Regions from separate parts of the Homo sapiens genome. Here region 2 is linked to region 1. A link is a loop called in an ENCODE intact Hi-C map of the cell type or tissue named here. Cell type or tissue: CD4-positive, alpha-beta T cell. All regions are shown on one strand. Links, peaks and the distances in the headings refer to the core of each region. The heading gives the core; the rest is flanking DNA.

The links. Peaks named below come from ENCODE experiments on the same cell type or tissue, not always from the same donor. Only the 100,000 strongest peaks of a DNase experiment are listed, where the experiment ranks them.
Region 2: it touches region 1 in a loop (2.1-fold over the local background); 3 of 110 quality-filtered maps call a loop at or near these places.

What each region holds. Positions count from the first base shown.
Region 1 is chr5:141,720,046-141,732,145 of GRCh38, reverse strand. LOC124901092 (a long non-coding RNA gene) reads left to right here and starts at 11,338. Exons shown (of 2, transcript XR_007058973.1): 1 at 11,338-12,100. In CD4-positive, alpha-beta T cell, for the core only: no CTCF peak of the experiment used is centred there; no DNase peak of the experiment used is centred there.
Region 2 is chr5:141,771,678-141,783,777 of GRCh38, reverse strand. LOC124901094 (a long non-coding RNA gene) reads left to right here and starts at 8,557. Exons shown (of 2, transcript XR_007058975.1): 1 at 8,557-8,868. In CD4-positive, alpha-beta T cell, for the core only: no CTCF peak of the experiment used is centred there; no DNase peak of the experiment used is centred there.

The DNA of each region.
Region 1 (12,100 bases), core at 3,469-5,968:
CTTCAAAGGGCTGGGGGGAAGGCAGGAACATGCTGACTGTGTATCTCAAGCTATGGGAGCATGAGGCAGGCCCTGGGAGGACTCCTCCTCCTCAGGAAGCCCTGAGTGGCAGCAGCACCTGCTAGAAAGGCAGAGTCAAGCCCAGTGACTCCCTGCCTGGGAGAGGTATGTGACGAGCTCGCAGAAAGCTTCAGGGACACCTTTGTTGGCAAAGCAGCTCCTGTCAGCCCCCAATGACAGGGTGGGTATGGGTGGCCATCAGGTGGAGAGAAAGCCTCTCAAAGCTCCTTCCCAGCCCCAGAGCCCTGACACTAGCAGGTCCCTTGAGACAGGCCTTAGAGCTCCTGGCCTCTCATGACTCTAGCTTTCTGGCCTCAGAGCCCCAGTGGTGACAACACCCAGCTAAAGCACTGAGTTGAGCTGCGGGAAGTGGCAAGAGTCCTGCCTATGAAGTATTTTGCAACATTTAAGAGCAGGAGCTCTGGACATTTGGATTCAAATCCCAGCTCCACGCCATTCTTGCTGTTTGTTCTTGGGCAAGTACTCAACCACTCTGAGCCTGCATTTCCTCATCTGTAAAATGGGGATAATTGTAGCTCTCTCCATCAAGGTTATGATGCTTGAGTGACTCTCACTAACTATTCAGGAAATGGGAGCTACGTATTTGTCTAAATGCTCCGATTCCATCTGCATTAATATTAGTGGCTGATGTGCAGTCAGAGCCCAGGACATCCGATCTCAACTCAAAAGGCAGACAGGAAAACCTCACAGGTTGTCCAGGCTGCAGAAAAACACCTTAGTATATAGGCATCTAAGCACCTTTCTCAGGTCCTGCCACAGAGCACAGCAATGTCCCCTGCCCCTCTCCCATGCCTCCCACAGCCCAGGGGACCCGAAGTAGACAACGTAGTGAAAGCTGATGAGGTATCTGTTTCATGGCCATAGCATGCCCTGCCCAACTGGGCCTGAGCCTCTTTCTGACTGGGGTGTATCCTGGGGCTTTAGCCTAAGCTCAGATAAGGCCAAGAAGTAGAGAGAAGAGACTTAGAAAGGAAGAGGGGGCAGCAGTACCTGCCTCTCATAAGAGAGGCTTTGGAGATGGTGAATTTCTTTTTTTCAATACAGAAAGAAATGATCATTTGTCATCTAGGTTTAGGAATCCTGCAGCAACAGAGAAGGGGCCTGGGAAGTCAATATAAGGCCTCTATCACCCTTCAGGCCTCTGTCTGACCTTGAAATTGTCCATGTCCTAGGGATTTGGGGCCAGGAAGTAGTGGTTGCCATGGAAACTTGGAGAAGCTCCCAAGAAGAGAGTGGAGACTGCAAGGAAGAGAAGCGGGGCCAGAGGTTAGAAAAGAGAAAATTTGGCTTGGGCCTGGGTCCTTCCTACTGTGGACACCACTTCCCCGTCCCTTCATGCATTGCTCAGAAAGGCCCCAGTAGCGAGTAGGGGAGAGGTAGGCAGTAAGTTCTGTGTTTGAAAGGTGAAGTGATGTTCTTGAATCTATAGTGATGGGGTTCTGGAAAACCCTGGGGCACCTGGGTGGGTCACTGAAGAAGATCTGGGCAACCAGGTGGAGCTGGAGCCAGGCAAAGGGTGATATTCACCAGCTCCTGGACATCTGTAGCTACTGGCTGTTCAGACAACATGGGAGACAGCCCTCCTGCAAGAAGCAGGAGCAAGGTGAGTGGTCCAGTCCAAGTAAGCACTGGAAATGTGAAAACGGATGATCACCCCTGCTGGAGGGCTGGCCGGCTAAGCAGGCTCAATGGAGAGGGAAGAACAAGAAGAAGCCCACAACTGGACAAAAAGGACAGATGGAGGGGACAACACGAAGGGAGCCAGAGGATAAGGGAGGAGAGTTAAGGGAACACGCAGACAAGAAAGATCTAGGGCAGGTGGACATGGGCCATTCCCCAGGCCACAGGGACTCAGGGATCTCTCACCCACATCCATCCAGAAGGCCAAAGACAGCCTCATAAAGGGGTGACAAGGCTTTCCTGGCAGTCCCCTTCCCAGCTCTTCCTAAGGACTCAGTCTGCTAATTTGATACCATTTATTCAAGCTTACCCATGGCCAGCCACAAATCCTAGATTACTGAGGAATCAGAGGCCAATTTTCTGGGCTTGCTTTAAGGTGAAATAAGGCACTCACAACTCTAGATAGCCAAGCTCCTAGAAGAACTCATCCTAGAGTGGTGCGCAAGCCCAGGAATGTCAGAGCCCACTCTTGAACTTCTCCTCCTCTCTCAACAACCAGTCCCCAATTTCCTAGCCAAGACACAGTGGGATATGCGGGGGTGGGGTGGAGGCAGTCCTAGATGTCTTTTTCTCTTCTTTCTCTTTGGCCCCAGAGAACCCTGTCCTCCAGGCTGCTGGGCCCCAGGGAGCCTCTGTGAAACCCCATTTCCTCTCCATTCAATGACAAAGTCCCTCCCCTCAGACTCTCTGACTTCTGTCCCACATCCTGAGCATTTCTAGGCCAGAACCTCCAGCCACCAGGATCACAGAAGCCTGTCGGCCCTGCAGCTCCAAGCAGGCAGAAACGCTAATTGGTGTTAATGGAGACCAGGCCAGAAACTCACAAAAGATCCCCTCTTCCTGACCAGAGCCAGGCCTGGGGCACAGCCAGGCTGCTGGCTTCTGCTATCTGCTAGTAGGAGGAGGGGATGACGTGGGGGAGAGTGCGCAAGAGTGGGGTGACCCTCTGGGGCTCCCCTCACCTGAGCCTCCTATACACTCAGCAAGAGGCTGGCTTTTCTTGCGGCCCCTTAAAACAACTCCTCAGGTAGACCAGAGCACCTTAAGTACTTTGCCCCCTCAAAGCCTGCCCTATATGCTTATTTTAATCTAATCTTGCTTGGAACAGAAAGCTCTGAAATCAGACTGCCTGTGTTGGTATCCCAGTAACACACCCTAATATGTGCGAACTTGGACCAAGAATGGTGCCTCTATTTTCTTGTCTGTGAAAAGGGAGTAATACTACCTACCTCACTGGGTTGTTGTGAAGATTAAATGCTATCCAGAAAAAGCTCCTAGCATAGTTCCCAGCATGTAGTAAGCACCCGCTCAATGAATGGTAATTGTAGTTCTATGATTATGATTATTATTTCTTGGGCTCAGTTCCCTTTGTTGTGGGAAGTTCCTGTTCCAAGACTTCGACACCGAACATAAAGAATGGAATAGAGCAGGCACCCCAGAGAAGTTTGTTGAATAGATGAAAGGAAGAGAGAGAGGGAGGAAGGGGGGGAGGGGAGGAAGTAGAGGGGGAGGAAGGGAGGGAGGGAGGGAGGGAGGAAAGTGGATGCATTTATCAGAGGTAAAACCACTCTTATAAGTAGATCACTGTTTAACACTCCATCTAATAGACCGTCTGTCATTGCCTATAATTTTACCAATGTTGACTAATTCCTTTGAGTAAAGCACTGCCCTCTTCCCATTGAATCCCTTTAAAATGCAAACTGTCACACTTTAGTTTGAATGAATTATAAGATTGACTGAGAAGAGATAGTTTGAAAGCACTAGAGCCTCCGTGGGGAAGATGGGAATTTTGACATGGAAAGTGCCAAAGGAATGGAACAATTTTATAGGAGGCTGGCTCTAAGAAAATTGAGTGCAGGACACTGCAATTTCCCTTAGTAACAGTTCAGATCTGGCTGAACCTCATATTCAAGAATGTCTTTCCTTGTCTCTGTCCCAAATCCCTCATGCTGTGGATTATAGGACAAAATGATCATCTATTTCTCCACGTTATGGGCCCAGCACAGAAGGTATGACTGTATTTGTTCCTGGAGATTTCTTTTTCTCATGGCAGGAACTATCCATATGCAATCTCAATCCTAAAGTGATTTTCATTTGCCGGGGAAATTTGAAGACTATCTCTTGCCAGTCTGAGGTTAAACACAGAGGGAAATCTAAATGCAATTTTCCTGTTTGAGAAGCAGTTACAATATTTTTAAGCAATTGAAGCTTCAAAATTTCAAATGCAATGTGCAGTTAGGCCTCAGCTACAGGAGCTACAGATTTTTCAAAGTTTACAAAACAGTGGAATATCTCACTGGCTTCTCCCTGAAGCTGAGTCTTTGACTGTTTCATAAATGAAGATGTTCTGGGAGACTTGGTGCAGTTTTATTGGCGTTCGGCTTTTGGCTGGGGCCTTTTAAAGTAAATGTTACATGGGGAAAACGTAAGAGGAAAGATGTTATAACAAAGTGTCAGAGCAATAACACGTTTTTAATAGCATTATTTATCAGCATTTATTGGTGTTTGGAGTTAACAAACACTCTGGTCCATCCCCAATGAGCGTTTGCAGTAAATTTAAAGAACTTGTTTTGCCTTTGGCACAGTGAAGATGACCCAACTAGGATCCTTGTGTCATTTTACACAGATGGTCATGGGCAGAGACCAACTTTTGGAGACGGGGGCTGAGAGCATACAGATACCCTTAGCCAGTTCTCATATTTTCCCTAACCCATTTTCCATGGCTGGAGAGCCCAGTTGCTATGGTCTAAATGTTGGTTTCTCTTCAAAATTCATAAGTGGAATACCTAATCACCAATGTGATGGTATTAGAGTTAGGGCCTTTGGGGATGATTAGATCATGAGGATTAGTGCCCTTATAAAAGAATCCTCTTGGCCAGGCACAGTGGCTCATACCTGTAATACCAGCATTTTGGGAGGCTGAGGCAGGAGGATTGCTTGAGCCCAGGAATTCAAGACCAGCCTGGGCAACATAGCAAGACCCCATGATATAGTTTGGATATGGGTCCCCACCCCAAATCTCATGTTGAATTGTAATCACCAGTATTGGAAGTGGGGCCTGGTAGGAGCTGATTGGATCAAGGGGATATATTTCTCATGAATGATTTGGCACTATCCCCTTCTTGGTGCTGTTCTCATGATAGTGAGTTCTCATGAGATCTGGTTGTTTAAAAGTGTATGGCACCTCCCTGCCTCTTTCTCTCTTACTTTTGCTCTGGCCATGTGATGTGCCTGCTCCCCCTTTACCTTCTGCCATGACTGTAAGTTTCCTGAGGCTCCCCTAGAGGTTGAGAAAATTCCAGCATCATGCTTCCTGTACAGCCTGCAGAACCATGAGCCAATTAAACCTCTTTTCTTTATTAATTATCCAGTCTCATCACCTAAGGTCAGGAGTTCGAGACCAGCCTGGCCAACATGGTGAAACCCCATCTCTACTAAAAATACAAAAAAAAAAAAAAAAAAAGATAGCCAGGTGTGATGGTGGGCACCCGTAATCCCAGCTACTTGGGAGGCTGAGGCAGGAGAATTGCCTGAACCCGGGAGGTGGAGGTTGCAATGAGCCAAAATCACGCCATTGCACTCCAGCCTGGGTGACAAGAGTGAGACTCTGCCTCAAAAAAAAAAAAGAAAAAAGAAAAGAAAAAATTATCAGTCTCAAGTATTTCTTTATAGCAATGCAAGAAGGGCCTAATACAGAAAATTGGTACTGAGGAGTGGGGCATTGCTACAAAGATACCTGAAAATGTGGAAGCAGCCTGAATCCCAGAACTTTGGGAGGCCAAAATAGGCAGATCACTTGAGGTCAGTACATTGAGATCAGCCTGGCCAACGTGGTGAAACTCTGTCTCTACTAAAAATACAAAAATGAGCTGGGCATGGTGGTGCATGCCTGTAGTCCCAGCTACTTGGGAGGCTGAGGCACAAGAATCGCCTCTGGGAGGTGGAGGTTGCAGTGAATTGAGATCGCACCTCTGCATTCCAGCCTGGGCAACAGAGTGAGACTCTGTCTCAAAAAAAAAAAAAAATGTGGAAGTAACTTTGGCACTGGGTAACAGGCAGAGGTTGGAAGAGTTTGGAGCCCTCAGAAGAAGACAGGAAGATGAGGGAAAGTTTAGAACTTCTTAGAGACTGGTTAAATGGTTGTGACCAAAATGCTTATAGTGATATGAACAATGAAGGCCAAGCTGACAAGGTCTCAGATGGAAATGAGAAACTTAGTGGGAATTGGAGCAAAGGTCAAGCATGTTATGACTTAGCAAAAAGCTTGGCTGGACTGTGTCCATGCCCTAAGGATATGTGGAAGTTTGAACTTGAGAGTGACGACCTGGGGGCTGGGCCTGATGGCTCACGCCTATAATCCCAGCATTTTGGGAAGTGGAGGTGGGTGAATTGCTTGAGCTCAGGAGTTCAAGACCAGCCTGGGCAACATGACAAAACCCGATTTTTACACAAAATATAAAAATTAGCTGGGCATGGTGGCTTGTGCCTATAGTCCCAGCTCCTCAGGTGTCTGAGGTGGGAGGATCACTTGAGCCTGGAAGGTGGAGGCTATAGTGAGCTGGGATCACACTACTGAATTCCAGCCAGGCAACAGAGCCAGACCATGCCTCAAAAACAGAGAGAGAGAGAGAGGACGTGATGACCTAGGGTATCTGGAGAAATTTCTTTCTTTCTTTCTTTTCTTTTCTTTTTTTTTTTTTTTGAGACCGAGTTTCGCTCTTGCTGCCCAGGCTGGAGTCCAATGGTGTGAGGCTCACTGCAACCTCCGCCTCCCAGGTTCAAGCAATTCTCCTGCCTCAGCCTCCCAAGTAGCTGGGATTACAGGCATGTGCCACCACAGCCGGCTAATTTTGTATTTTTAGTAGAGACGGGGTTTCTCCATGTTGGTCAGGCTGGTCTTGAACTCCCGACCTCAGGTAATCCACCCACCTTAACCTCCCAAAGTGCTGTGATTATAGACGTAAGCCACTGCAACCAGCCGAGAAAGAAATTTCTAAGCAGCAAAGTGTTGAGCAACAAGTGGCTTGGCTGCTTCTAACAGTCTATGCTTAGATGTGGGAACAAAGGAAAGATTTGAACTTGGAACTTATATTTAAAAGGGAAGCAGAGCATAAAAGTTTGTAAAATTTGCAGCCTGGCCATGTGACAGAGAAAGAAAAGGTTTTTTTTTTGGTTTGTTTGTTTGTTTTTGAGAGAGGAATTCAAGGAGGCTGTGGAGCAACCACTTGCTAGAGAGATTGCACACACACACACACACACACACAAACACACACAAACACACACAAGCCAAGAGCTAATAGCCAAGGCAATGGGGGAAAGGCCTTGAAGGCATTTCAGAGACCTTCCTGGCAGCTTGTCCCATCACAGGCCCTGAGGTCTAGGAGGGAAGAATGGTTTCATGGGCCAGGCTCACGAACCCCACTCCCCTGCACAGCCTCAGGACACTGGCTACTCAGGTCCAACCTCTGCTCCAAGGGGCCCAAGTACAGTTTGTCTGCAGCTCCAGAGGGTGCAGGCCTTAAGCTCTGGCAGCTTCCACGTGGTGTTAAGCCTGCAGGTGCACAGAGTGCAAGAGTTGAAGCTTGGAAACCTCCACCTAGATTTCAGAGGATGTATGAGAAAGCTTGGGTGCCCAGGCAGAAGCTTGCTTCAGGGGCCTCATGGAGAACTTCTGCTAGGGCAGTGTGGAGGGGAAATGAGGCATTGGAACCCACACACAGAGTCCCCACTAGGGCACTGCCTAATGGAACTGTGAAAAGAGAGCCACCATCCTCCAAACCTCAGAATGGTAAATCCACTGACAGCTTGCACCCTGTACCTGGAAAAGCCACGGGTACTCAAGGCCAGCCTGTGAGAGCAGCCTTGGGGGCTGAACCCTGCAAAGCCACAGGGGCAGAGCTGCCCAAGAACTTAGGAGCCCACTTCTAACACCAGTATGCCCTGGATGTAAGATATGGAGTCAAAGGAGATTATTTTGAAGCTTAAAGATTTAATGACTGTCCTGCTGGGTTTCAGACTTGCATGGGGCCTGTAGCCCCTTTCTTTTGGCTGATTTCTTCCTTTTGAAATGGGAGTGTTTACTCAATGCTTGTACTCCCATTGTATCTTGGAAGTAACTAAACTGTTTTTGATTTTACAGGCTCATAGGTAGAAGGGACTTGCCTTGTCTCAGATGAGACTTTGGACTTTGGACTTTTGAGTTAATGGTGGAATGAGTTAAAACTTTGGGGAAGGCATGATTGTATTTAGAAACATGAGAAAGATATGAGATTTGGGAAGGGCCAGGGGTGGAATTATGTGGTTTGGTGATGTGTCCCCACCCAAATTTCATGTTGAATTGCAATCCCCAGTGTTGGAGGTGGGACGTGGTGGGAGGTGATTGGAGCATAGGGGTGGATTTCTCATGAATAGTTTTGCACCATTCCCTTGGTACTCTTCTCATGATAGTGAGTGAGTTCTCATGAGATCTGTTGCTTAAAAGGGTGTGGCACCTCCAACCCCAACTGTTGCTCCTGCTCTGGCCATGTGAAGTGCCTATTCCTCCTTCACCTTCTGCCATGATTGTAAGTTTCCTGAGGCCTTCCCAGAGGCTGAGCAGATGCCAGCATCATGCTTCCTGTAAGGTCTGCAGAACCATGAGCCAATTATACTCTTTTCTTTATAAATTACCCAGTCTCAGGTATTTCTTTATGGCAATGAGATAATGGCCTTATACACCCTATCTCTTAAAAAAAAAGCACACACACAAGAAATGAAAAAGGAGGCCCTAGAGAGCTGCTTTGCCACTTCCACCATGTGAGGACTAGTGACAAGGCACCATTCTATGAACCACAAAGTAAACGCTTACCAGCCACTGAGTCTGTTGGTGCCTTGATCTTGGACTTCCCAGCCTCCAGAATTGCGAGGAATAAGTTTCTGTTGTTTATAAGCCACCCAGCTTATGGCATTTTGTTATAGCCGCCCGAACAGACTAAAACACTAGTCTACTTCCTGAATTACTCCCAGGCCTCAACATGAACCCCACCCACTACAGCAAGTAGACAGAGGGCTCTGAAGACACGTGAATTATGCTGTCTACTCTGTCCACCACGGCTACCAAACAGGTAGCCACAGGTGACCCATCTCCATAGCCACAGCTGATTGGGCCATTATCTGTCACCTGGTAGATAAGTAGTGGCCTGGTGAAAGGAAATAGATGAATTGGGCCAATCTAATGTCTTTCTAGGGAATCTAAGCAGGCAAGCATAAGAAGAATGAGGAGTTGACAGGGTGTGATGGACATGTGTTGTTTTTGCCTGCCTAGCACTCATTTCACATGTTTTTCTGGTGATAGCACCCCAATATTCCTTGGGGTACAGTCCTAGAGTTTAGATGAGCTAGTCTCACCTAAGAGTTTAAGTGAGGTAGTCTCACCCCAGATTCTGCAATAAGACCCTAATTCCCAGGCCTGACCCAGTCAGTAGATTTTATCCTCTCACCACAATGATGGGCTCAGGATGGGGAAGTGAATTAATTAAGATATTGATCAAGCTACTGTAACAAAGAGGCCCAAATAACAGGGCTAAAGCAAGATTAAAATTTAATTCTTTCTCATATAAAAGCTCAAGTAGATATAGTAGTTCTGCTCCACAAAAGTTCTCAGAATCCCAAGCTCCTTCTATTTTGTTGCTCTGCCCCCTCTGGGGGGTGACACTTACCACCACCATGACCACATTTCAGCCAGCCAGAAGGCAATAAAAAGGAAGGGGAAGCACAACAATTTCTTTTAGGGGAACAGCCCAAAAGTTACACACATCATTTTTGCTCATGTATGATTAGCCAGAATTTAGTCCTAAAGCACAACTAATTGCAAGAAAGGCCATCTTGCCAACTAAAATATTCTACCACATTGGAAGAAAAGGGGAACAGCTGTTGTCAGGCAACCAGGAGCCTCTGCCATAGCAACCATCCCATCAACAAGATGGGAAAGTCTGCCCAGAGATGTAGTTAACACAGTGGAAAGAATAGATGAGAGATGGCAAGAATATTATCAAGGCCCAGAGACCTAGCCATGCTGAAGTCCAGCTCTACCTTTGATTTTTCATATATGAGCCAAAAATTTTCTTCTTTTCCCTTTTGCTTCAACTACTTTGAATTGGGTTTCTAGCAATTGACACTAAAGAATTCTGGCTAATTAATGGCAAAATCAGAAGGTAAAATGTCATAAGGGAGAAAGAGGGCAAAAGGACCATAAGGGGAAGCCAGAGTCATGAGGAAACAGGAATCTCAAGATGGAAAAGCAGGCCAGGTGTGGCAGTTCATGCCTGTAATCCCAGCACTTTGGGAGGCCAGGGCAGGCAGATCACTTGAGGCCAGGAGTTCGACACCAGACTGGCCAACATGGCAAAACCCCATCTCTACCAAAAATACAAAAAATTAGCCGGGTGCGGTAGCTCACACCTGTAATCCCAGCTACTTGGGAAACTGAGGCAGGAGAATCACTTGAACATGGAAGGCAGACGTTGCAGTGAGCCGAGATCACGCCATTGCACTCCAGCCTAGGTGACAGAGTAAGTCTCTAGTCTCCAAAAAAAAAAGAAAGAAATTAGTTGGGTGTGATGGCACATTCCTGTAGTCCCAGCTACTCAGGAGGGTGAGGAGGGAGGAGAATTTGAGCACAGGAGGCAGAGATTGCAGTGAGCTAAGATCACACCACTGCACCCCAGCCTGGACAACAGAGTAAGACTTCACCTCAGAAAAAAAAAAAAAAAAAAAAAAAGAGGGACACAAAAGCAAAAGCCACAATACATAGAAAATGGGTGGTGAGAGGAGAAGAGGCAGACACAGAGAGAAGCTAAATTACTTGAGCTACCACCTCTTCCTCCAAAGGTCCTTCCTCTAAGCCACTCCGAGGTTCAAATAACCTAGTTCAGTTACAATGTGTATGGAAAGTTGTGTTATTGGTCAAAATATTTGCTGTTCCTCCCTTGGGTGCCCTTTCTGAAAGTGGAACATACTTCCCATTGATGAGAGGCCTGCCATGCGATTTGCTTTGGCCAATAAAATATGAGGGAAAGCTTTAAGAATCAGTGTGCTCCTCTATTGGCCTGGGCTCCAGAGTGAAGAAAGCAGGGGAGCAGAGCTGCAGCTGACCCATGACAGATATGTAATATAGGGGAGAAATAAACATTTGTCATAGGCCTCAGGGATTTGGGGACTGTTTGTTACTGCAACATAATGTAACCCACACTGACTGATACACAGCCTATATTTACAGCAGTTCCTGCTCATCTTGTAGCCTGATTATTCATCTTTTCCTGGATTTTCAGGCACATATTTCCTTACAGTCTTCCCTCACCTATTCCTTTTTTTTTTTTTTTTTTGAGATGGAGTCTCGCTCTGTCACCCAGGCTGGAGTGCAGTGGCGCAATGTCTGCTCACTGCAAGCTCTGCCGTCTGGGTTCACGCCATTCTCCTGCCTCAGCCTCCCGAGTAGCTGGGACTACAGGCGCCTGCCACCACACCCAGCTAATTTTTTTGTATTTTTAGTAGAGACGGGCTTTCACCGTGTTCTCCAGGATGGTCTCGATCTCCTGACCTTGTGATCCACCCACCTCGGCCTCCCAAAGTGCTGGGATTACAGGCCTGAGCCACTGCGCCCGGCCTTCCCTCACCTATTCTTATAACCAACAAGAAATAAGCCTTAAACAGTCTTCCTGATATGTAATATTATTCTGGAGAGCGCTATCCCTTAAGCCAGGAATTACAGGACTGATGTTTCATGATCAAGTATCCCTTTTTACCAAGTCCCTTTCCAACTCCTAATCTCCAAAACTTCCTGTAGCCTCAAGAGAATGTGGAATAAATAGATCTGATTATTATAAAACTGCACAATTGCATGATTTAAAGTAATTTTATTTTACTGAATTTCATGTTTATAAATTTTAAAGAATTTCTTTAAAACAAAATCAGAAATGGTTCATTTTACAGATGCTGACTTCTCAAACTTAAGAGAGTCATAGATTTGAGTACATACTGCACTAGTGATGATAATGATGATACAGACATAAATTTATGCAGAACTTTCATATTTCCAAAACATATCACACATTTGCTTGCTTTAAATTCACAACAGCCTGCAAATATTATTCCCATTTTACATATATGGAGACTGGGGATGAGAAAGTTAAAGGAACTCTTTACAAATTATGGAGGTGGTACTGTATCTCCCAGCACCTTGTTCTTCTGCTGCTTTTCCTCCACCTGCTACATCTGTCATAGCAGGCACTTATAGGAAAGGGGGGCACCTACCTCCATGACAGAAGCTGGGGAGGGGTAGTCAGAGACATCCCTGAGTTGA
Region 2 (12,100 bases), core at 5,126-7,625, 50 kb before region 1:
CTCAGCATGATTTGCAGGTGGGGGTGGGCAAGTTGGGGCAGCAAAGGGATTCCGTAGGACTGTGTCAGGTGCAATGTTGACTGACACATGCAATGTGGCTGCTGCTGGCTTTACAGTCCACTGACATGGGCCTGCATCCCAGTTATTAACTGGCGGCCCTGAACAAGGGCCACAGCATCTCTGAGCCTCAATCCCAGCATCGGTAAAATGGGGTTGGCAGTATTGTTCGCACGGTAGTTGTGACATTCACTCGAGCCTGTCAATGGGGAGTACAGTGCTGGGGCACAGCGAAGACTCAGTAAGTGGTGACTATTACTTCTTAATTGGTGTTAGGATTGGGGCCCTGCAGGAGCCTGCCCCAAGGCAGCAGCCCCCTGCCCTCAGCCTGCTCCCTGGGACTCCCAGGTGAGACTGGAGAGAGGCCTGACTCCTTTTCCACAGACAAAGGCGATCAGGAGTCAGGAGTTATATCATCCTTTGAACATGGGCCTGGAGGCTCTGCCGCAGGCGCCTCTGAAAAATAAATAATAACAACGTGAATAATTCACAGAATCTGTGTGAATAATTCACCATGGCCTCCTAAGCACCAGCCGATTAGTCACCGCAGACCCAGGCTCTGGTCTTGTCTGCCTCAGGCTGCCCCACTGGCCCTAGGGAGTGTGGCCTGGCCACAGGGGCAGGAGGTGGAGGGCATGTGGGGACACTTAGAGGAGCCCTCTGGAGGCTACAGGGTCCTGAGGGGCAGCCAGGAGATAGGGCTGATGGTCTCTCTGGGTTTTACAGAGACCCACAGGCTGGGGAAGTCAAAGGGGACTGGCCTAGGGTCCCCAAGTGAGTGGGACCCTGCCCTGGCCATATCAAGTCGCTTTCCTCTCTGGGCTGCATTTTGGAGACTTGGACTTACTATATTTTAGTAGCCAGTAACCAGCCGTGGCTGGACAACACTAATGCAGCCCCATCTCTACAGGGACCCAGCTGCACCTCTTAGCCCTGAAATAGATCTTGAGAAGCTCACACAGCCCTGTCATGTTTCTCTTGGGAGTTAGGACAAGGTAGGGGTGAAATGTCCCAGCTCAGGACTCAGACATCAGTTGAACCCTCAGTTGCCCGTTGTAGGACCTGGCCAAATGGCTCAAATGTTCCAGGTCTTCATTTCCTCATCTGTAAAATGGGGATTAAAAAACACCCACCTCGTAATGTTATTATTATTCTGCAGATGAAATGATGTAATGACCATAAATTGCTTTGTGCAATGCCTGGCACATAGTAAGTGCTAAAAAACAGTGGCTGTTATAGATAGATATTTGTTATCTTTCCAAAGATAGCATATTGGGGATTCAGGATAAGAAGAGGGATGCTCAGACATTGCAGATGTTCGTATAAAACATGATCCGCAGGCCCAAGAGATGGGTATGGTCTGCCAGGCTGTTTGTTAGAGTGTAGGGGGACTCCGAGATCCTCTAAGTATACACTCCACTCAAAACACTGAGTCTCCTGTTTGTTTCCTCCTGAGCACTTGCCACATTTGTTAGTTGTTTTCTTATTTACTTTTATGATCTGCCTTCCCCACTAGATTGTGAGCTCCACAAGGACGGGGACCTCATCTGTCTTGTTCTCCATTTTATCCCCAGTCCCTAGACTATGGCCTCGCACATAGTAGGTGCTCAGTAAATGTTTGTCAACTGAATAAATGGATTCATCAGGAGGCATGAGATCATGAAGGGCTGCAGGAACAGAGTCTTCATCATGGGTAGGGCAAGAGGGGCTCTCAGACAGTTGCTGGGTGTGCAGCTTAGAGAGGGGAAGGTGGTTCTAGGGCTGGCCCCTGGCAGACTGGCTGCTGGTGATGCTGCAGGGCTGTGATGATGCCCATCTGCCCCTTTCTTCCCCACTTCCCAGGTAAGCTCTCTGAAAACCAACAGTACAAGGGAGGCTTAATGGTGGCACAGGCTTGCTGCGTCTTCCCCAGTAATGATTTAATCATTTGTTTAGAATTTCCTGTGGCATTAATGATTATCCCCCAGAACGGGGGGAATAATTGGCTGTGTTCTCTTGGTGAGCGAGCTCCCTGTTGGCGGGGAGCTGAGCCTGTTCTTCTGTATTCTTCCTCTCTCACCTGCCTGCCACTCACTTGCTGGGTGATGGAGATGGATGAGCTCATGTGTGCAAAGGGGCTGGGAGGACACCTGGAGGCTGCAGGGAGTTGGGCGACGGGGGGACCGAGAAAGAGATACACAGAAATGCAGAGACCGTGGAGAAGTAGCAAGAATCAGAGACCGAGAGAGAAAATGATATTGCGAGTTTGTGTTCTTAGGCTGAGTAATCCCCAAACTGAGCTCACAGCTTCAGTTCTTCCTAGTAGCTTCACTCCTCATTTTGCAAAACCTTCTGTGCATGAACGTGTACTCTTGTGTGTATGCACATGTGGGCATCTCTAGAGCAGTGGTTCTCAGAGTGTAGTACTCGGGCCAGCAGCATCAGCAGCACTTGATGTGCTTGAAATGCACATTTTCAGGCCCCTCCCCAAACCTACTGAATCAGAAACCCAAGAAGTGGGGCTTAGCACTCAAATAGGATTTCTAGGTGATTCTGGTGCACCCAAATTTGAGAAGCCCTGTTCTGATGTATACAGTGTGTAGAGATGTGTGAGGTGGATGCATGTGCCATGTGAACATGGCCACGTGGACACACATGCGGGTGTCTGAGCATTGGAAACTGCAGCAGCAAAAGCCCAGGCAGAAATCAGGCCCCTGCCAGAGAGCCCAGGGGTGCCTGTTATTTGGAAGAAGGGGCTCAGGTCCAGCAGCAACTCCCCCATCATATCCACCTACCCCTTGGTGGCCACAAGACTCCACTACCTGGGATAAGAGGGGGCTGCTGTCCCTGCCAAGGCTTCCATAAAGTTGGCCTGTCAGCAGGATCTGCGGGGAGCTGCTAGTCTCATCCCTGACACTCCAGCGTGGCTGAAAGAGGGACTGCATCCTGGCCCCAGTACTCTAGGGATTTATAGTCCTAGGGACCCGTCCCGCTCCTCCTTGCTGCTCTTGGGCCTGAAGAAGTGAGTTTTCAGGGATTAACTGATTTAAGGAGGATTATGCAGGGCTAGGGGGAATGAATTATCAGCGGAGAGAACCGCAGCACCCACCTGCTGGAGCAGCCAGCAGTGCAGCATCACTGAGGCCTGCGGATGATATTTCAGGAGGAGGTGGGTAGGGTGAGAGAGACCCTTCAGGCTCTGAGGGTAGCTCCCAGGTGTGAAGGTGCTGCGTTGGGGAGGGGAGGGGAGGGGAGGGTAAAGGATAGGGGAGGAAAGGAGTCTGGGGAAGGAGGGGGCCGGTGGAGGAGGAGGATGAATAATTTGGTTAGGTAGAGGGGGAGGCCACAGGAGGGTGGATAGACTGATAGAAGGAAGGAAGGGAGGGAGAAGGGAGGGGTGGGTGAAGAGAGCACAGAGGGAGAAGCTCTGGATGGAGAGGGGAAGATAAGGAGAGGTGGGGATGCCAGGACAGTCGAATAAAGCAGTGCAATCTCAGGGGAGTCTGTAGGGAAGCTGGCGGGAGGGAAGTCACTAGGGAGTGGGGGCTCCATGCTTCGGGAGGAGGGGTGATGGGGGCCTCTCCCACCCTAGGCTAACCTGAGGGAAGGGGCATGGGCTTGAACTTCACAAGTAATCTTAGAAAAGTGAGCTGATTATTGAGTTTTGTATTTAACAAGACAAAAAAGTGGAAGGAGTATGAATAATTAGGAAGTAATGAAGACTTTGCAAAAATAGCATTTTATTTTTAAAAATTAGCAAAGAAAATATTGAGAACATGTGCAAATTGGCCATCTTGGCCAGGTGAGTGAGTCAGCAACCCCTGACAGCCCAGCTGGGCCTGGGGATGTGAGGAGGAAGCAGCCAGGCGGCCAAATCCTGCCAGAGAGTGGGTGGGGACGTTGACATCATTCACCTCCCCCCTGCTTCCCAGCCTGCGGCTTGGCTCACTCTGCTGGGGCACCTGGGACCCATTTGGGGGGAGACCGTGGCAGTCCCCAGCATGATGCTGACCTCAAACGTCTAGGCCCAAACCCCCAGCATCTCTTGCTTCCTTTAATTACCACTGGGGTCCTGTCATCCATTAATTTTGTGCAACCCTTTCTGAACTCCATTCTATTTTCAGCTTGTGAAGACCCCTTGGGGGTAACAAATTCCAGAAGTTGGACAGCAGCTGGTTAAAGCAGGACTTCCCTTTAGAAATCCTAAATTAAGTAACAACAGCTTTAGAAGGGACCTCCTGGTTCTGGGCTGATGCTTCCTTAGCAGTAACTTGGGAGGTTTGGGTCAACACTACCCCCTCGGCCCTCTGCAAGATTTCTAATAGCCCCTTTGCTCCTACATTCCAAATGTTCTGAGCTTTGAGGTCAGACAGATTTAGGCCCAAACAGGGACTCTACCACTTCCTGGTTGTGTGACCTTTAGCAAATCACTTATCTTTCTGTCTTCAGTGTTTCCATCTGAAAAATGATAAATAATCATACCTTCTATTTCCAAGATTGTTGGGACATGATAAAATAATGTATGCAAATCAACTCAAATAGTTCTTGGCACATGGTAAGTGGGAGCTCTGTGGAGCACCCACTCTGTGCCAAATGCTGTTCTACGGGCAGGTGATAGAATACGACAGGGAGGCCCCTGCCCTCAGGGAGCTTCCATCCCAGGAGGATGCTGGAGATGACCATAGGCCCGGAAGCAAATCAGTGGGGGATTCCAAAGAGTGATCTGAGCTATGAGGACAATGAAAAGGTCACGGGCAGGTGGGGGATAGATGGCTCATCAGGGAAGGCCTTTCTGGTAAAGTGACATTTGGGCTGTGACATGTGAGCTGAGAAGAAGCCAGATGAGTGTGGATGTGGAGGAGGCATTCTTGTGAGTAGTCTCAGGATTTGTGCGATCCCAGGGGAGTCTGTAGGGAAGCTGGCTGGAGGGAAGTCACTAGGGAGTGGGGGCTCCCTGCTTAGGGAGGAGGGGTCACGGGGGCCTCTCCCACCCTAGGCTAACCTGAGGGAAGGGGCATGGGCTTGAACTTCACAAGTAATCTGAGGAACTACTTACAAATCCTGAGATTTGTAAGTAGTTCAGGGCCACATTTTTTGCATCCTGAATGGTTTCATAGAATTGGACTCCTTGCCCCTCATCCCAACTCTTTATCTCAGGTTTCCCCTGTCTCTGCGCTTAGAGTCCTCTTGTCTGTTAATGGGTCCCGGGTCTGGGAAAGTGGTAGAGCAAACGGGGCTAAGAGCCCCGCCTCCTCCTTCCCTCACTCCCTCACTCCCACACGGTCCCTCCCGTGGTTCTCCTGCCGCCTCGCTGGCTGCCCAGGGTGATGGATGCCTCCTTGCAGGGCTGAGTCATGTGTGCCTCTTGCAAGCTCTGGGCAACATCTCTGTTACTGCTGTGCTCCCTGCTCCACTCCCCTGTGGGAAGGCAGATTTATAGGGGTTTTCCCCGGGGACTGCACGTGCATCTGCTTCACCCTGGCTTGGAGGCTGCAGGAGAATGGGCCGCTGCACAGAGAAATTTTCTTCAATGCACAGATGGGGAAACTGAGACCTGGAAGGGAGAAGAGGCTCCTAAGGTTGTGCTGCCACTGAGCAGGGGGCTGAGCAGGGGCTTGAGGCCTGATCTCCAGACTCGGTCCAGAGCTCTCTTTCCTGGCACACTTGGCTGTTGGCCCAAATTTAGGTCTTTGTCAGGGTCTTAGCTTCTCAAATTCCAGACCTAGGTCTGTGCAGCCCTCTCTGAGGAGCCCCAGCCCAGCACTCTGTGTAAGTAGCCTCTATTAGTAGTGATGGCCTAGAGTGCTGTGTTGAGGTTTTTGATGCTGCACGGGGCTTCATAGGAAAGTGTTATACAATAGTCCAGTGCTTCTCAAACTCCAATGTGCATCAGAATCACCTGGAGGACTTGTTAAGCCACAGATTGCTGGCTTTTACCCCTAGAGTTTCCCATTCAAGGGGTCTGGTGTGAAGTCTGATGATTTGCATTCCTAAGAAATTCTCAGGTGATGCTGATGCTGCTGGTCTGAGGCCCACACTTTGAGAACCTCTGCTGTAATTGATTAGTGCTGTCTGCTCTGGGCATGAGAATAGGGAATTGTGACAAGTATGGCATATATTTGCCATTCCTCTTCTAGTAGGACTGTGGAATCTTTTTCTTATAAATTATAAATCTATAAATAAATTGTAAATCTTTATTTTGTAGGCAGCCAGAGTAATTTTTTCAAAATACAAACCTAATCATATGACTTAAAATCCTTTGAGGAACCTGCAGACAAAGAGAAAATGATATAGTGTCTTACCCAGTGCAGCCACTGCCCACCGTCATAGCCCATCTTACATCACATGGCCACCTATGTCTCCCTCCAGTCCATCTCATTGTCTAGCATAGCTTTGGCCACAGGGCATTTGCACATACTGTTCCCACTGCCTGGAATGCTCCTACTGTCCAGTTAGGCTCCTTGCCTAATGAACTCCAACTCGTTTAGAGACCTCAGATCAGTCATTGTTTCTTCAGGGACGCTGTCCCCAACCTTTCTGTTCTGGTCAAATTCTCCCATCATGTGTTCTCACAGCCAGGTGAGCCTCTTCTGTGGTGTGTTTAGCACAATTATAGTTCCATGGAAGTGGTTATTTGATTAATGTCTGTCTAGACCAGACTAAGGGACCCAGCTCTAGGAAGGACAGAAACCATATATTCTTTCTACTTATTATTGATTCCACAGAGCCCAGCATGGTGCCTGTTATATAGTAGGGGCTCTGTAAATATTTGTAGAAAGAGAGCAAGAGGAGACGATGTTGTGAATTTCCACTGGGCTATTGTTTAAGATTTTGCTGGAAGGGGAAGGACGGACGTGGTCAACCAGCAACCAGCAAATGTTTATTGAGCACCTACTGTGTTTCAAGGTATTTGGGACTCAAGGCCTTGAGGTTTCTTTGCCTTAGCCAAGAACAATCTCCGAGGTGGACAGTGAGAAGGGGGAAAAGAAACTTGAATTTACTGCACCCTCTCAGTGGGCTGGTCTTTTGCTTTACGTATGCTGTCTTGTTGCATTCTCAGAATGGGTCAGCACTATTCCCATTTTCCAGATGAAGAAACTGAGGTTCTGAGAGGACAAGTGGATTGTGTCTGAGGCCTGTGCATGAATTCCTTTCTTCCTTCCACCCTAGTAAAGTGTGAGGGGGCCCAATAAGGAAGAGCACAGATGTTAGAGTGGCTGAGAGGAGGGACTCTATATTCTGGTCAAGTAATTCAGGCTATTCTTTCACCAATTTTATAGACCTTGTTGCTGGTGGCACAGGTTATTCAGCAGTGGAAAGACAAAGTCCCTGCCCTCATAGAGCTTACATTCTAGTTACAGGAGACATGGAACAAATAAACAGATAAATAAGTTATTGTCAGATGGTGTAAATTCTGTGAAGGAACTAAATTGGGGTAATGGGCCAGCAAGTGGATATGGGATATATTTTATCTTTGAGACAGGGTCTCACTCTGTTGCCCAGACTAGGGCTGGAGTGCAGAGGTGGGAATCGTAGCTCACTACAGCCTCAAACTCATGGGCTCAAGTGATCCTCCCACCTCAGTCTGTAGCTGGGACTACAGGAGCAAGCCACCATGTCCAGCTATTTTTTAAAGAATATTTTGTAGGGATGGGGTCTCACTATGTTGCCTAGGCTGATCTCGAGCTCCTGGGCTCAAGTGATCTTCCTGCCTTGGCCTCCAAAGTGCTGGGATTATAGGCACGAGCCACGATGCTCGGCCAGAAGATATTTTAAATGCAGGCTTCAAGGAAGGCCTTTTGGAGTAGGTCAGTGGTCTCCAACCTTTTTGGCACCAGGGACCAGTTTCATGGAAGGCAATTTTTCCATGGACCCCGGGTGGGGGTCGCAGTGGTGGTGATGGTTTCAGGATGAAACTGTTCCACCTCAGATCATTAGGCATTAGATTATCATAAGGAGTACGCAACCTAGACCCCTTGCATGCGCAGTTCACAATAGGGTTCACGCTCCTATGAGAATCTAAAGCATTCTCTGACAGGAGGCAGAGTTCAGGTGGTACCGGTCTGTGGCCTGGGGGTTAGGGAACCCTGGAGTAGGTGACATTTAAACTGAGGCCTAAATTATGAGAAGGATCCAACCAGGGCCCACTTCTCCATTAAGGACAGTAGCACAGTGCCCACAATACTTTTAGGGGCCCTCAAAATATTTTAATTTCTTTTAAAATCAGAAGAAAACAATGAACTTTTAGGTTAAAGAAACTATAGGTTAAAATAGTTTCTTTCTTTTTTTTTTTTTTTTTTGAGAGTCTCGTTCTGTCACCCATGCTGGAGTGCAATGGCGTGATCTCGGCTCACTGTAACCTCCATCTCCCAGATTCCAGCAATTCTCGTGCCTTGGCTTCCCGAGTAGCTAAGATTACAGGCACACACCTCCACACCCAGCTAATTTTTTGTATTTTTAGTAGAGACGGGGTTTTGCCATGTTGCCCAGGCTGGTCTTGAACTCCTGAGCTCAGGTAATCTGCCAGCCTCAGCCTCCCAAAGTGCTAGGATTACAGGCATGAGCCACCGCGCCCAGCCAAAATAGTTTCTTTAACATAACCATGCTTATACCAATGCAGTACTAAAATATAATTTGTATATATTTTCATGAAGGAAGGGACCCACAAAGGCAAGTGCCTAGGACCCACACAAATCACAGTGTGGCTCTTGCTCCAACCATGGGAGAAGCCACAGAAGAGCATTCCAGGCAGAGGGCACGGCAAGTGCAAAGGTTCTGAGGTGGGAATGAGCTGGACATGTTTGAGAAACAGCAAGAAGGACCTCAAGTGAGGTAAGTAGCTTGGGGAGAGTGATGAGAAATGAATGTGGAGGGTCAGATCGTGGAAGAACTGTGCATAGAGATGCGGGCCAGGGTGAGGAGGTGAGCTGATGACCAAGGGGGCTGCCACTGACTGCTCTTGGGGGCAGCAGGTAGTGAGCTGCTTCTCAGTGTCAGAAGGGCTAGGGCCGTACCTGGGCTAGCAGGGTGACCAGTGTGTCCCCTTTAGGGGAAGGCTTGAATACAAACCTGCCTGCTACATCTTTCCAGCCAAGATGCAGGCCCAGGGAAACCTGTCTCTTGACAACCCACAATCCCTAAGAGATTTCCTGGATCCTCCTGCCCCCGAGGAAAAAAGTGGGCTGTGTCTCAGGCATAGCGCTGAGCAGGTGTTGCTTGGTAGGTGTTTCTGAGTTGGGGGCTGAGCCCCTCTGTCTTGGCCTCATTTCTGGGGCTCACAGCCCCTCCCTGGGACAGCCAGTATTGGAGGGGGGGATGGGACTTCAGCAAGTGAGATACAGTGAGGAGCTATTTAAAGCTGCCGGCAGCTCTCCCCTTCTGTTCGCGGCTCTGCTGGGTGGGAGCTGCCATCGTCACGCACCCACCGGTGCCTCAGGAACACAGCAGCCCAGCGCACCCACACGGAGGCACGTGGAGAGGGTCTTGGTGCACTTCCACAGGCTGGCAGGGGTCCCGCAGCTTGTAGGGCAAGGCTGATAAAGCAGGAATGGACCCTGGACAGCCCCTCACTCTCACCCCGGGTTTCTACCTACAGCCCAGAAAAGTGGCCTACATTTAGGTCACCTGCCCTCCATTGGCTACAAGTGCAAACAATTAGCAGCTTCTTGAGGGTGTTGATGGAGGCAGGGGGGATCTTCAGGCCCTGTGGGACTGGTCGTGCTTCTTGTGCCCTGGAGGTTGTCCCATGCCTTGGGGGAGGAGCGACAGGCACCCAGCCCTCCCAAAGCTGTAGCTTGGAATGAGCGTCTTCCTGGAATGTTCGGGACCCATCCCTGCCCCACTCACACCTCCCAGGGTCCCACCAGAGGAGACTGACTGTAGGGGCTGCCTAGGGCCTGCAGGGGCTAAAAGTGCAAGCTGTGGAGGAAAATGGGCCCTGTTATGAATCCAGGCACGTGACTTGACCTTGTTGAGCCTCAGTTTTCTTCTCTGTGAAGGAGAGAAGGGGGCATTGGGTGTGATGAAGGGGACTTATGAGCCTTTTTCTTCTCTGTGATGTGGGTATAAAAACAGTGTCCACCTCAGATGGTCAGGGAGATTTTGAGTTTAAAATGTCCAGCTTTCTCATAGCCTAGCAGAGTGAGCAATCAATGAGCGAAAGCTTTTACCTATATTATTATTGTTATCGTTTATTTGAAATTGCTCTCCTCTCCCCCAAAACCAAAGGGTCATAGTGGTTCTCTTCAGGACCCGGTGGATGCAGACATAGGCTGCAGGGTCCGGGGGAGGGGAAGCAGCAGGTGAGTTTGGCCTCTGGGTGACTATGTGCCATCTGTGGCCTGGACACACACTGGCCCCTGGCACTTATTGGGACTCCCTGTGAAGTCATCAGCCAGCCTTAATGACTGTTGAAGGCTCCATCCCTGTTCTGATGCTCACCAGCAGAACACCCTGCTCACAGACCCAGGTTCAGGAGCTGTTCTGAACCTCAGGTGAGAACTGCTGATCAACCAGACCAGGGCAAGGGGGAACTTGGGCTCTTCTTTCTGGACCAGACAGACAGTTCTACAGGGTCAACCCTGAAACACAGAACCACCTGCAGGGCCAGACCACAGTGATAAGAGGATCTCTAAGGGGAATGTCCTAAATAGGGAGGACCTCTGGCAACTCAAAACTGCACAGGGAAAGGAGAGATGGGGAAGCCTCAGGACTGAGAGGTGAGGGCTAGAAGCAGCAAAGTGAGTACTGGGAGCAGAGGCCTGCCATTAGGTGCAGCCGGGGAGACAGGCTAGGAGCAGGTAGATGGAGCTCCAAGGAGCCCACCCAGTGGCCTTTCACCACATCCAGGTTTCTTCATCTCCTTTAATACCTCCTTCTGACCCATCCACTTCATCCACATTCACCATCCCTTGAACAAACCTCATGCAATGTCCCATCACTCCAGCCAGTGTCCCCTTCATCACACCAAATGCCCCTTCTCCCTTCTAGGCCCTTTTCACTGAACCTCCTTCACTTTCATCCCATCTGATTGCATCCCAAGGTGCTACGACCTCCACCTAACCCCTCCATTATCCCACCCAGGGTCCTCTCCAGGCATCCCCAAGTCCTCTGCCAAAGTCCCAGGACTCCAACTTCAGCCCAGCTAGTTCCCTTTTCCAGGTCCCCATCACCCCCCCTCCGTGAGCCGCCCCGGAGCTGAATCAGAGCCATAGAACTAACATTTTGCACACACGTCTCTCCAGATGACAGGCAAGCTGGGCCTTCTGCCCTCGGCCCACACATACCCGTGCTCAGGAAGCACAGAAAGCCAGGGCTGCACCCCACATGGGTGAGGAAGAGGGCTGGGGGTGGGGGTAGGGGCCCTTCCCTGCCGGAGAGCTAGCCCGGCCCTGGCCCCTCGGGCCTTTGTTCAAGGCTTGGGACTCACATTTTAGGGAGCAGAACATGTGTGAGATGGAGAAATACACAGGGCTGGTAGACAGAGGCAGCGAGAGAGCTCCTATCAGAGACAGGGACAGGACAGAGCAAGGCGTGACAGGGAAACAGGGAAGGAGAGAGAGGCAGGGATGGAGGCTGAATTAAGACAGAGATCAGAGATGGACAAGGAGAGACAGAAATAGGAAAAGAGAAAGGGAGAGTAACTGAGGGAAAAAGCAAACACTCACAGGGAGGGAACCCGGAAGAAAGGAAGCAGAGATGAGCAAAAGGAAGAGGAGGCATTTGTGAGCCTGGGGGAGGGAGAAGAAAAGGGACCCTGAGAAGGATCGAGAGCTCAGATGGGAAGGAGCCGTCAGGAGCCTGAGCAGACCCTGAAGAGAGGCCTCCGAGAAGCTCAGGAAAAACAGAACCCAGGGCTTCTGCAGGATGATCCAGGGCTGTGCCTGGAGCAGGAGAGCAGAGGCAGCTCCCAGGACTCAGAGGGGAGCTGCTGGCAGGTGCACTGAAATTACTGGGGAGGACCATGCACTCCCTGACCTGGCAGAGCCTGGGCCCAGGACTTGGGCCAGGAAGGGTTGGGCTGATCCCAGAGCAGGCCTCCTGACGCTAGCCAGTGTTCTTTTGC